Linked DNA regions of Homo sapiens: region 2 is linked to region 1. A link is an interaction called in ENCODE POLR2A ChIA-PET data of the cell type or tissue named here. Cell type or tissue: GM12878. All regions are shown on one strand. Links, peaks and the distances in the headings refer to the core of each region. The heading gives the core; the rest is flanking DNA.

Evidence for each region. Peaks named below come from ENCODE experiments on the same cell type or tissue, not always from the same donor. Only the 100,000 strongest peaks of a DNase experiment are listed, where the experiment ranks them.
Region 2: POLR2A ChIA-PET joins it to region 1 with 7 read pairs; 3 of 35 experiments call an interaction of 5 or more read pairs at or near these places.

Annotation. Positions count from the first base shown.
Region 1 is chr12:123,654,742-123,662,702 of GRCh38, forward strand. It overlaps GTF2H3 (general transcription factor IIH subunit 3), which reads left to right. Exons shown (of 13, transcript NM_001516.5): 8 at 183-257; 9 at 1,030-1,083; 10 at 4,775-4,843; 11 at 5,054-5,189; 12 at 5,305-5,341; 13 at 5,425-7,863. The coding sequence ends at 5,494. Among named protein-coding and RNA genes, the nearest start is that of TCTN2, 12 kb to the right of the region's middle. RefSeq lists an enhancer at 4,597-5,796. In GM12878, for the core only: no CTCF peak of the experiment used is centred there; no DNase peak of the experiment used is centred there; H3K27ac peaks cover 2,308 bases.
Region 2 is chr12:123,751,873-123,756,872 of GRCh38, forward strand. ATP6V0A2 (ATPase H+ transporting V0 subunit a2) reads left to right here. Exons shown (of 20, transcript NM_012463.4): 17 at 411-530; 18 at 2,548-2,665; 19 at 4,943-5,000. Among named protein-coding and RNA genes, the nearest start is that of DNAH10, 7.9 kb to the right of the region's middle. In GM12878, for the core only: no CTCF peak of the experiment used is centred there; a DNase peak (open chromatin) is centred at 2,339.

The DNA of each region.
Region 1 (7,961 bases), core at 1,403-6,402:
ACGTGGAGCGGGATTTCGGGGGAAATGTTACTGTCATCTTTATACTTTAGGTATCATTTAACAATGATAAATGGGAAGACAAACTGGAATAATGTTGGTTGTGGTTCGCAGTATATTGTGTGACATTGGTGTGAGAGGACTGGCATGTGCCTGGGTGGAATTAACATGACTGTGATTTTTAGGTGATTAAGGCTGCAGAAGACAGTGCGTTGCAGTATATGAACTTCATGAATGTCATCTTTGCAGCACAGAAACAGGTGAACTGAGAGCCTGCCGTTTAAAGTATTTGTTTCATAACGAAGGAGTCAATTTCATTTTTTGAATGCTCTACTCTGAGGTATTCTGACTACGTAGGCTTATGAATGGGCAAGGAATCCAGAATCTGTATTATGTTCTAGTCTTTTCTCTATTTTGGGTCCTGGACCACTTGAGAATCTGATGCATTCCCAAAACAATATGCACTCAACCACAGTTTTGCATAGAGTTTCATGGTATTCAGGTAACCTTTAGCCCATCCTTGGACCCCATGCCAAGAATCCCTGGTTTGACAGTTTGCTGTATAAACCTTGCATCAGTTTCTTTATCTTGTTGCTGTGGCGAAGCTGTAAAAATTCAGTATTTTTACTTTGCAAAGAGCTGAAATGTTCAGATGAAGTATAATACATTTTCTTCTTTGGTGTGTTTATGAAGAAAGAAAACCTCCTTAAAATTTCAGTTTTAATGTAAAATGCTGCTATAGCCATGCATAATGTTCTCTGTTGTGGAGTGGCAGCATGATGTAGTGAAAAGAGCCTGGACTTTGGAGACATGCCGAGTGGGGTGACAGCTTTCTCACCCGCTGGCTCTGTGACCACAGCCCAGCCATGTCCTGGGTGCTTCAGCTGCCAAATGCAAATATCTGCCGTGCAGAGTCACGTTGCATATTGAGTGAGCTATTTTAAGCATAGAGTATGGCATGTAGTAGGTTCTCAGTATAGGGTAATCATTATTGTTATTATTCCTGTAATATTTTCAAAATGTTTCTTTTAGAATATTTTGATTGATGCCTGTGTTTTAGACTCCGACTCAGGGCTCCTCCAACAGGTATGTTTTAAAACCATGCTTTGTGTCGGTGGTTATGACAATTAGTGATTTTTATATTGATTACAATTTAAAATGAAAGCTTTGGGTATATTGGGTTAAATAAAATATGTTATTCAGCCTAATTTTATCTATGTCTTTCCCCCTTACGTATGGAGCTACTGGAAAATTTTAAATTACATATTGCTTGCGTTATATTTCCGTTGGGCAGCACTAAAAGACAAAAACTGAATTTTACTTTAACCCGAAAGGGAAACAAAACCCTAAAGTAAGTCTGAAGAAATTACTGAGTTTTTGTTAGATGTTTTTTGGCCACAAATGTTGTTTCCTAAAGGATCAGTTACAAGCACAAAACTATGACAAACCCTGAATTTAGGTTACTGCTGGGGATGAAGGATGGGGAGAGCGAGGTCCAATGGGAAAATTTACATGCTTCAAAGGCTCTGAGATTGTACTGTTTCTTCAGCTTGATCGTAGGTATATGATGTTCATTTTATTATTTAAACCATACTTACACATTATGTATACAGACTCTTGTACATATTATATTTCAGTAGTAAAAATTCAAAAAGTTTGAATTCATTTTTTAGCAACACATTTCAGTCTACACATTGTCTATTAACTCCAAGACGATCTTGTCTCTGCCATGAATTCACATACCAGCTCTACCTCCTCAGCCCTCACATTCATTTTTCTAGTCCAGTCCCAGACTCTCCTGAGTTCCAGACTTGCAGAATCAGCCGTGTACGTAGTACCTCCTCTTGGACGTCTGGCAGGCATCTTCAGTGTCATGTGTCAAAAGCAGAGAGCTCTTGGTTTGTCCTCTCAGCCTCTTCCTGCTCCACTGGTAGCCCCATCTCCCTAAGTGGCAGTGCAGTTCACTCAGCAACTCAAGCAAAAACCTGACTCTTCCTTGTCTCTTCTCTTCCCTCCTTTCATAACCATGAGCAAATCCTGTTGATTCTGCCTTTAAAATATATCCTGGCTGAGCTCAGTGGCTCATGCCTATAATCTCAGCACTTGGGAGGCTCAGGCGGGTGGATGGCTTGAGCTCAGAAGTTTAAGACCAGCCTGGGCAACATGGCGAGACACCATCTCTATAAACAATACAAAAAAATTAGCCTATCATGGTGGTGCACGCCTGTAGTCTCAGCTGTTCGGGAGGTGGAGGCAGGAGGATTGCTTGAGCCAGGAGTTCGAAGCTGCAGTCAGCTACGATCATGCCACTGCACTCCAGGGAAACCCTGTCTCCCTCTTAAGAAAAAAAAATGTGAAAGTTGGTTCTCAGAACAGCTGTCAGAATGAAGCTTTCAAAATACAAGATTGGTGCAAAAGTAATTGTGGTTTTTGCCTTTTTTTTTTTTAACAGTAAACACTGCAATTACTTTTGCACCAACCTAATATAAATTAGAACCTGTTGCTCACTTGCTTAAAACCCTCCCATAGCCTAGCATCATACGTTGACTAAAACCCAGAGTCAGGGCCTGCCAGGGCCTTCCAGATGCTGCTTGCTGAGGCTCCTGGGAACCTTTTGCCCCGCATCTTCCACACTCTCCCTCTTCAGTCCGGCCCCACCGCCCCCTTGCTATTGCCTGAAACAGGCCTGCTTCGGCCAGAGGGGCGCTGCACTTTCTGTTCTCTCTGCTCGCAAGCTCTTCCCGCAGGTGTTTGCATGGCCTACTCCCTGCCTGCCTTCACGTCTCTACTTCTGTGCCACCTCCTCAGAGAAGCCTTCCCTGACCACCATTGTTAGTGTTACTCCCTCTCCCCTTAGCCTACTTTATTTTTCTTCATAGAAATGATCATAACCTATAACATTATTTTTGCATTTACTTACCTGATTTACTCTCTGCCTTCTCCACTAGAACCTTAACTTCATGAGGATGGACACTGTGATGTTTACTGCTGTAACCCTGCACAGTGCTCTAAAACAGTTGTTAAATGTGTAAATGAATCTAACGGACCAACTGAACCAGGACTGTACTATCAGAGGAGCCTCAGGGTCCTAGGATCGGAGCTAGGGTTTTCAGTGTAAATGGAAGCACTGCTGTGTTAAAGCGAGAAAGCTGTGTTTATGAAATGAATAGATGAATGATTGTTGGGAAAAACTATTAACATGGACAGGAAACCTTAGTGTCAGCAACCAGGAGAGCTTGAGTGTTTTGTGTCTTTGGAAAACTCTGAAGATAGCAAAAGTTTGGAAAAAGAGGACCAAATTCAAAAGAGTTTTATTTTTATTTTATTTTATTTTATTTTTAGACAGAGTCTTGCTCTTGCCCAGGCTGGAATGCAGTGGCATGATCATGGCTCACTGCAGCCTTATCCTCCCCAGCTCAAATGATCTTCCCACTCAGTCTCCCAAGTATCTGGGACCACTGGCATGCACTACAATGCCTGGCTAATTTTTTAATTTTTTGAGACAGTTTCACTCTTGTTGCCCAGGCTGGAGTGCAATGGTACGATCTCGGTGCACTGAAACCCCAACTCCTGGGTTCAAGCGATTCTCCTGCCTCAGCCTCCCAAGCGGCTGGGATTACAGGTGCCCGCCACTACGCCCAGCTAATTTTTGTATTTTTAGTAGAGACAGGGTTTTATACTCTATTGGTTAGGCTGGTATCGAACTCCTGACCTCAAGTGATCCGCGATTACAGGCGTGAGCCACCGCGCCCGGCCTAATTTTTTAAATTTATTGTAGAGACAGGGTTTCACTATGTTGCTCAGGCTGGTCTTGAATTCCTGGGCTCAAACAGTCCTGAAGCCTTGGCCTCCCAAAGTGCTGGGATTACAGGCATGAGCCACTGCACCTGGACAAAAAAGTGTTATTTCTTAAAGAGAACAGAATAAAGCCATCTCACAGTTTCTTTTTACATAATAAAATTAACAAAATACAATGAAAACAAATCTCATAAAAATTAAAAATTTTTGTGCTTCCAAGGGCACTATCAAGAAAGTAAAAAGACAACTGGGAGAGATATTTGCAAATGATGTATCTGATAAAGGGACTAGTATTCTGATTATATAAAGAACTCTTAAAATTCAAAAATAAGACAAATAACTCATTTCAAAGTGGGCCAAGGATTGAACAGCTATTTCTCCAAAGATCTGCAAATGGCCAAGAAGCACATGAAAAGATGCTTAATATCATTACCGACCAGGGAAGTGCAAATCAAAACCACAATGAGCTATTACTTCACTCCACTAGGACACATGTAATCAAAAAGTCAGCTAATAATAAATATTGGTGAGGATATAGAGAAATTGGATCCCTCCTACATTGCTGCTGGAAATGTAAAATGGTATAGCCACTTCAGGAAACAGTTCAGAACTTCCTCGAAAAGTTAAGCATAGAATTACCATGTGACTGGGGAAACCCCGTCTCTACTAAAAATACAAAAATTAGCCAGGCATGGTGGCGCATGCCTGTAATCCCAGTTACTGGGGAAGCTGAGGCAGGAGAATCACTTGAACCCAGGAGGCAGAGGTTGGAGTAAGCCGAGATTGTGCCACTGCACTCCAGCCTGGGCGACAGAGCAAGACTCTGTCAAAATATAAAAATAAAAATAAAATAATAATAATCTGCAGTGTCATATCCTCCTCTGATTTTGTAGGCCCAAGGCATTGCTCATGAGAACCTCATTCCTCTGGAAACCCTAGGTAAGTGCGAGTTTGGCAGCAAGCCGCCTGTGTCTTGCAGGCTTGTGACATCACGGGAGGACTGTACCTGAAGGTGCCTCAGATGCCTTCTCTTCTGCAGTATTTGCTGGTAAGGAGACAGCAGCGGCGACCCTGATGCCTGGAGGGAAGGATGACCTCTGTGTCCTGGGAAAGGAATGGAAGCAAGATGGCTGGTGCTAGTACTCAGGAGAAGGGAATAAATGGAGGCCTTGGAGTTCCAAGGCCTAGAAGGGTGGGCTTCATGTTATTTTTTTCCCATGTTTTAAATAAAAGTTTCTTTTGTTTGTTTGTTTTACAGTGGGTGTTTCTTCCCGATCAAGATCAGAGATCTCAGTTAATCCTCCCACCCCCAGTTCATGTTGACTACAGGGCTGCTTGCTTCTGTCATCGAAATCTCATTGAAATTGGTTATGTCTGTTCTGTGTGTTTGTCAAGTAAGTTAATGTACCTAGTTTTTCTTTTTTTTCTATGTTGGGGGGCAGGAAAACAGTTTCTCAGCTGTGTTGTTTTTCAGCCACCCTATTGTTTCTTTTTTTTTTTAATTTACAGTATTCTGCAATTTCAGCCCCATTTGTACTACGTGCGAGTAAGTATCTTTGAGATTGTGTGGGTGGCTAATACTTCACAGCTCTAGAACATTAAAAAATGTTTTCCTCTCTGTAATTTCAGGACAGCCTTTAAAATTTCTCTGCCTCCAGTGCTGAAAGCCAAGAAAAAGAAACTGAAAGTGTCTGCCTGAGGATAAAATATTTTCCCCATCTTTTAGAGCTGTTAATAGAAATTATATAGCAGATTCTTTGTTGGGAAGACTGAAAAAAATAAAGATAGGTATAGGATAATTTTTAATATGGTGACCTTACAGAAAATATTTCCCAAACATCCTTTTCATCCTGTGCTTCTGGAGGACTGATTTGTTTGAGGGAATCATTCTATGCATTATATCCTAAAATATTCTATGACTGGTTTCTGTCCATGTTTGTGGCTTTCATTTTTTTAATGGGATGACTATTAGTCAAAGTCAGCTTGTCATGACTCATCATAGGCTTTCTAACCTACTCCCTGAATCCGGGTCCTCATTGTGAAATGCATGCCATACGAAATTTGAACGTAGCTTTGGAAAAAGGGACTATTTGTGGAGTAATGGCATTAATCAACATAGAACATCTTATTTGAATCAACAGTTAACTTCAGTAGTCATGTGAATAAAATTCTTATTGTCTAAATTGAGACAGCCTCAGATATTTGCAGATATTTACTTTTTGTCTGATATCAGTACATATTTGGACAAAGTCATCTAAATAATAGTTTGTCACCAAATAACTACAAAATCTCATTTTAAATGAGTAAGGAGAACGTGTACAGAAGCAAATTTTCTTCAAAATAGTTGTGGGAAGAGCTTATATGTGAAAGCTTATGACTGGTTTTGAGGGAGAACTTACTGGAGAAAATGGACTCTATGTTAAGTATGGTTTTCAGATAGAATTCTTTCCTTTTTTAATGAGGAAAAAAAATCCACATTAATATTGAAACTGCACCTGTAATCCCAGCACTTTGGGAGGCTGAGGACAGAGGATTGCTTGAGCCCAGGAGTTCGAGAGCAGCCTGGGCAGCAAAGTGAGACCCCATCTCTACTAAAAATTTAAATGTATTTATTAAAACTGTTCTCTAGAAGCTTTGGACTGAATCCCAAAAGTGTTTATAAGTTCAAAAGCAAAAGTATTTGTAATTTCAACAACAAAAAATGTATTTCTTTATGTAATCTTGAAATTATTAAAAGTCCTTTTAGCTTCTAGCACATATTTGTACAAAGAGTTTAAGGAATGGTGGCTGGTTTGGTTTGTTTTTTAAAAATGTTTACTGACGAGGCCGGGCGTGGTGGCTCACCCCTGCAATCCCAGCACTTTGGGAGGCCGAGGCAGGCAGATCACAAGGTCAGGAGTTCAAGATCAGCCTGGCCAGTATGGTGAAACCCTGTCTCTACTAAAAATAGAAAAATTAGCCATGCGAAGTAGCAGGTGCCTGTAGTTCCAGCTACTCGGGAGGCTGAGGCAAGAGAATTGCTTGAATCCAGGAGGCAGAGGTTGCAGTGAGCCAAGATAGCGCCTCTGTACTCCAGCCTGGGTGACAGAGCGAGACTCTGTATCAAAAAAAAAAAAGATCGGGCACGTTGGCTCACGCCTGTAATCCCAGCACTTTGGGAGGCCAAGGTGGGTGGATCACGAGGTCAGGAGTGATCAGGCTGGGTTTCTGTTTTGTTTTGTTTTGTGAGACAGAGTCTCGCTCTGTTGCCCAGGCTGGGGTGCAGTGGTGCAAGCTCGGCTCTCTGCAAGCTCTGTCTCCTGGGTTCACGCCATTCTCCTGCCTCAGCCTCCCAAGTAGCTGGGATTACTACTCTACTGAACCCATGAGGCAGAAATTTGAGACCATCCTGCCCAACGTGGTGAAAACATGGTGAAACCCTGTCTCTACTAAAAATACAAAAATTAGCTGGGCGTGGTGGCAGGTGCCTGTAATCCCAGCTACTCAGGAGACTGAGGCAGGAGAATTGCTTGAACCCAGGAGGTGGAGGTTGCAGTGAGCCAAGATCAAGATTGCGCCATTGCACTCCAGCCTGGGCGACAAGAACAAAACTCTGTCTCAAAAAAAAAAAAAAAAAAAAAGTCTGTACTGATAAAACCCATTGTGTACAAAACTTTGTATGTAAGGAAGATTTTAATTTTCTCTTTATACAAGCTGAGTCATATTTAAATAATTTGATGTTGGCTTAGATAATTTCAGATAGATTTTATATTCTGGATTTGTGTTTTTGTTAACAAATATACAAAGACTTTGGTGATCACTTTGCAAATATTTGTTAATCCTTGAGTTTGAGAACCTGTCTTTTAAAAATAATATTTTGTATACTAATTAAGTGTAATGGAAATCACAATTTTAAGTCTAGGAAATAAAGTATTATATATACTTTCAAACAAGCTAGCAAGGCTTTTATTATTACTTTTTTATTTGAAATATCTTATATATTTGGTTAGTTCTGTTTAACTTGTTTTTAACTGTTGCCCTTATGAGTTATTTTATATAAATTTTTACAATAAAATAATTTGATTTTCATATTTGGTTGAATTATTTCCTTTCATTCATTGTTTATCTCATGCTCATTCAACTCTTCTTCAAATGTGTACTTTTAAACTGCATTTGGTCAAATGCCA
Region 2 (5,000 bases), core at 1-5,000, 96 kb after region 1:
TTTTTGAGACTGGAGTCTTCGTCTGTTGCCCAGGCTGGAGTGCAGTGGCACTATCTCAGCTTACTGCAACCTCTGCCCTCCGGGTTCAAGCAATTCTCTTGCCTCAGCCCTCAAATAGGGGGACTACAGGCGCCCGCCACCACGCCCTGCTAATTTTTGTATTTTTTGTAAAAGACGGGGTTTTGCCATGTTGCACAGGCTGGTCTTGAACTCCTGACCTCAGGTGATTCACCTGCCTCGGCTTCCCAAAGTGCTGTGATTACAGGTGTGAGCCACTGTGCCTAGCCTAAAGAACTTTTTTATTCTCAAAGAGCTGAATCATTAAGAGAAACAAAGAAACTATACAAGTTTGGTTTTGTCACAACCTTGTGGTTTTACAGGCACTGACTCTGTGCTCTTTTGGTTGTTAGAGTGGCTACACACTTATAAGGAAAGATAGTGAGGAAGAAGTTTCATTGCTGGGAAGCCAAGATATAGAAGAGGGAAATCACCAGGTGGAAGATGGATGTAGAGAAATGGCGTGTGAAGAGGTAAATCTTTTCAACTGCTATTGATAAACTTAGATAAGTAACCAAGCTTCCATAGAGATAATCATGTTAAGATAATATTTAATCATCTTAAAAAATGGTTAAGAAAATGGGACTTCCAGCCTCCACAACTATGAGAAACCAGCGCTTTCCAAATGCTGTTTGATGATAGAGTTGGTGGCATTATATGAGTTCGGGTCATTTTGTCCTTTCACTTCGCCAGTGGGATTTCTGCTGTTATATTAAGAGTTATGATTGGAGTGACTTAAGGTGCCATGAACATTGCTTTCAGAAGCTTCTTGGGTCAGTCAGAACTTTTCCATAGTTGCAAGAAATAGAGACCCAGTTTTTTCTGATTGCGAAGGGATTTTACTGGCTCATGGCAGGACAGAGGTAGAGTTGGTTTCAGGATAATTACAGTTTTGGGGTCTCCAATTCCAAGAGGCCTTGGTTGGCTTTTTTTCTTTGTAAGTTTTCTTTATATTGTGAAGTCAGTTGGCCCCATGATGCTAGAACCATGGTCACAAGTTGCCCTGGGCTTATTTTTTCAGTCTTTCCATTAGAGAGCAAAGCGCCCTTACCAGCTTGTTACTATTAGGAAAGAATCCCCAAATACCTGCCATCCCTGGACCAGTGACTGCTGCCTCAGTCCCCTTTACGAGTGACCGCTGCCTCAGTCCCCTTCACCAGTGACTGCTGCCTGAGTCCCCTGGACCGGTGTCTGCTCAGTCTCCCTTACCAGTGACCACTGTGTCAGTCCCCTTTACCAGTGACTGCTGCCTGAGTCCCCTGGACCGGTGTCTGCTCAGTCTCCCTTACCAGTGACCACTGTGTCAGTCCCCTTTACCAGTGACTGCTGCCTTAGTCCCCTTTACCAATGACTGCGTTCTCAGTCCCCTGGACCAGTGACTGCTATCTTAGTCCGCTGGGGCTGCCATAACAAAATACCACGGACTGGGTGGCTTCAACAAGAGACTTGTTTCTCACAGCCCCGGAGGCTGGCAGGCCCGGACTGAGATGCTGGCAGGCTGCTTTCCCCTGAGGCCTCCCTGCTCAGCTTGCTGTGTCGGCACAGGGCCTTTCCTCTGTGCCTGCACCCCTGTTTCTCCTGCTCTTCCCAGAAGACAGTAGTCACAGTGGGTCAGGGCCCACCTCCTGACCTCACTCAACCTTGATTACCTCCTCAAAGGTTCTGTCTTCAAATACAGTCACATTGCGGTTAGGGCTTCAGCATAAGACTTTTGGGAACATAATTCAGAGCCAGTGTGGTTGGGGGTACGAGGCTGGACAGGGAAGTAGCGGCTCCCCGCAAAGAACAGAGGTGCAGTCCCAGGAAGACAGCAGAGCATGGCCTCCTTTCTTTTCATGGAAACTTTATTTTGGCCATTTAGTGAGGACCAAACAAAATGTCTTATAATCAACATTTTGTAATTATTATGTAATTTCGTGTTTTAATTCGGGACAATTAATAATTAAGTTCTAGGATCATAGAGAAACAAAAGCAGAGCTGGAAAGCGCATGAGAGTCACCTTGCCTGGTGCTTTGCAGCCCTTTCCCTGTCAGGGGCCCCTTGCATAGTTTTCCCTGGTTGGCTCTACTTAGAATGCTCACATCTAGTGAATCGCAGTCTACTCTTAGGGTTGGTGAATACCTATTTTATCAGTAGATGTTTCATAATTACTGAGACCTGCCCCAGAATCCCATTAGTATAGCAGCTGTGGCCACGGCAGTTCCTCTGGTCTACCTTCTTGGTTTACACAGGGGAGTCTGAGGCGTGCGGTGGGAGTGGGGCTGATGAAGGTGGGGATTTGGGGTGGTAAAGTCTGGTCATGGAGCTGGGTAGTGGCAGAGTGGTGAACAGAGTGCGTCTGGGGTTTCTGTTCCTCACACTCTAGCGTGTTCTTACCAGCATCCAGCCGGCAGCTCTTTCATTGTAATCCTTGAAGTGGAACCCACTTGGCATGTAGAAGTACACATGTAACATCATGACTCTTAACATATGTTGTGTGATCTCTCTCAGTTTAATTTTGGAGAAATATTAATGACCCAAGTAATCCATTCCATCGAGTACTGTCTGGGATGCATCTCCAACACCGCCTCCTACCTGAGGCTCTGGGCGCTTAGCCTGGCTCACGCACGTAAGTTCCTGCTTAGACCTGCAGTTCCCAATGCCCTGTAGTGCCAGCAGACTCAGGGGGCACTGTGGGATATTTTAACTTTGTAACTAATAGTCATAGCACCATCTTTCAGCTGCCACGTGAACTTACACTATTCACTACTTAATACACAGCTCTCTTGGCTATTTCTTTTGGCTGAGGAGTGCTGTGGAAAAATCACAGAGGGAGTCTCTCTGAGGCTGGTCTGGCTTCAGAGCCTGCCCAATTTAAAAAAAAAATCACTGAGACACAAGGGGCTTTGAGAACTGAGACGGCTTGGGAGCCTCTGGTGTAAGCACTTGCTACTGTTGCCATTACTGTTTCTGTTAGTAGTTATTTCATTCACTGCTGCCTTACCAAGTGTGAATATCTGTTTATTTCAAGCAAGTCCTGCCACAGCACTCATGGGTAGCCTTGATCACAGGAGTCCTCCCTTTGCACAATTCCAGTAATGCACACATGTTAGTTTCCACAGTGTAGTTAACACCTGTTCCCCAGCAGCATGGTTCCCATTTCAGTCACCACAGTACCTAGCCGTGCAGTTAGGTGCAGGTGCATTTACCAGCCTACGTGCGGCAGGTGTCGTGATGAAGATGCTGATAACCCACCAGTGGTGCTCGGCAATGTTTCAGGACGTTGAAGGTTTGTGCAAAGGGTGCAATGTTGCAAGTGGGTTCAGACGTAGAAAAGAATAGGACAGGCCAGGCACAGTGGCTCACACCTGTAATCCCAGCACTTTGGGGGGCCCGAGGCAGGTGGATCACCTGAGGTCAGGAGTTTGACACCAGTCTGACCAGCATGGCAAAACCATCTCTACTAAAAATACAAAAATTAGCTGGTTGTGGTGGCGGGCGCCTGTAGTCCCAGCTACTCAGGAGGCTGAGGCAGGAGAATTGATTGAACTTAGGAGGCGGAGGTTGCAGTGAGCCAAGATCACATCACTGCATTCCAGCCTGGGTGACAGACCGAGACTCTGTCTCAAAAAAAAAAAAAAGCTAAAAAAAAAAAAAAATAGGACAATTTGGCAAGTATTAGGAAAGATGCTTGCTCTGCATCAGGTCACCCAGCTTGCCAATTTACACAGCAGGAACCAAGCACTGTTCAAACTACCCTAATAAACTTTTTTTTTTTTTTAAATAACAGACAAAAGACTTTAATACTCAGTGCTTCTAATGTTTCAAAGATAGATTTACCATTTTTTCATTTCCCTATATTTTTTGTTAAAACATTAATAACTCTCTTATTAGCTGGGTGCTGTGGCTCACGCCTGTAATCCCAGCACTTTGGGAGGCCTAGGCGGGCGGATCATGAGGTCAGGAGATCGAGACCATCCTGGCTAACACGTGAAACCCTGTCTCTACTAAAAATACAAAAAATTAGCCGGGCGTGGTGGCGGGCGCCTGTAGTCCCAGCTACTCAGGAGGCTGAGGCAGGAGAATGGTGTGAACCCGGGAGACAGAGCTTGCAGTGAGCCGAGATCATGCCACTGCACTCCAGCCTGGGCGACAGAGCGAGACTCTGTCTCAAAAAAAAAAAAAAAAAAACCGAAAAACAACTCTCTTATTGTTGGCCAACAATATAGCCAACAATAAGAGAGTTTTTAATGTTTTAACAACAATTTTAAAGGCCACAGAGCAAACCATTTTTCCCATGGATTAATAGGGATGCTTCGGATGGTTTTGATTGCAAGGTCTTTACTGTGCAAAGCAAGCACTGCCTGTGCTTGTGGAAACCACCGGACAAGAGGGTGTCTTTTTTTTTTTTTTTTTTTTAGTTAAAAAAAAATGCTTATGTTTTTATAAGCATAGCCAAAGGTCTGGAATTTTGTGGCTGGAGGGGCCCTGTCTCGTTCATCTCCATTTTGCAGAGGTGGTGACTGAAGCCACTGAGTGTCGGTGCTTTACTCATGGTCATCCAGTTGATCCCTCAGTGGCAGAACCAGGCCTGGGAGCCTGTTTCTGGCTGCCTGGTCCAGTGCGCTTTGGGAGGTCACAACCCAAACCTAGTCTGGGGCAAGACCTCCCTTTGGGAGATGGCCTCTGATATTTTTGGAGCACCAGGTCTTCCTTAGTGTTTGAGACCGTCTCGGAGCTGACTGGCTTTCACATGAGAAACAGTTGGGTCTGTGTTACATGTGTGTCTATTATTTTATGGGATAATAGTTCAGGGCCGTCAGGGGGAAACTCAGTCCAGGTAGCTCACAGAGGGACCCACTGTACATAAGCGAGCATGACCTGTGCAGGCTGCACTCCTTTGCAGAGTTGTCTGATGTCCTGTGGGCCATGCTGATGCGCGTGGGCCTCCGCGTTGACACCAC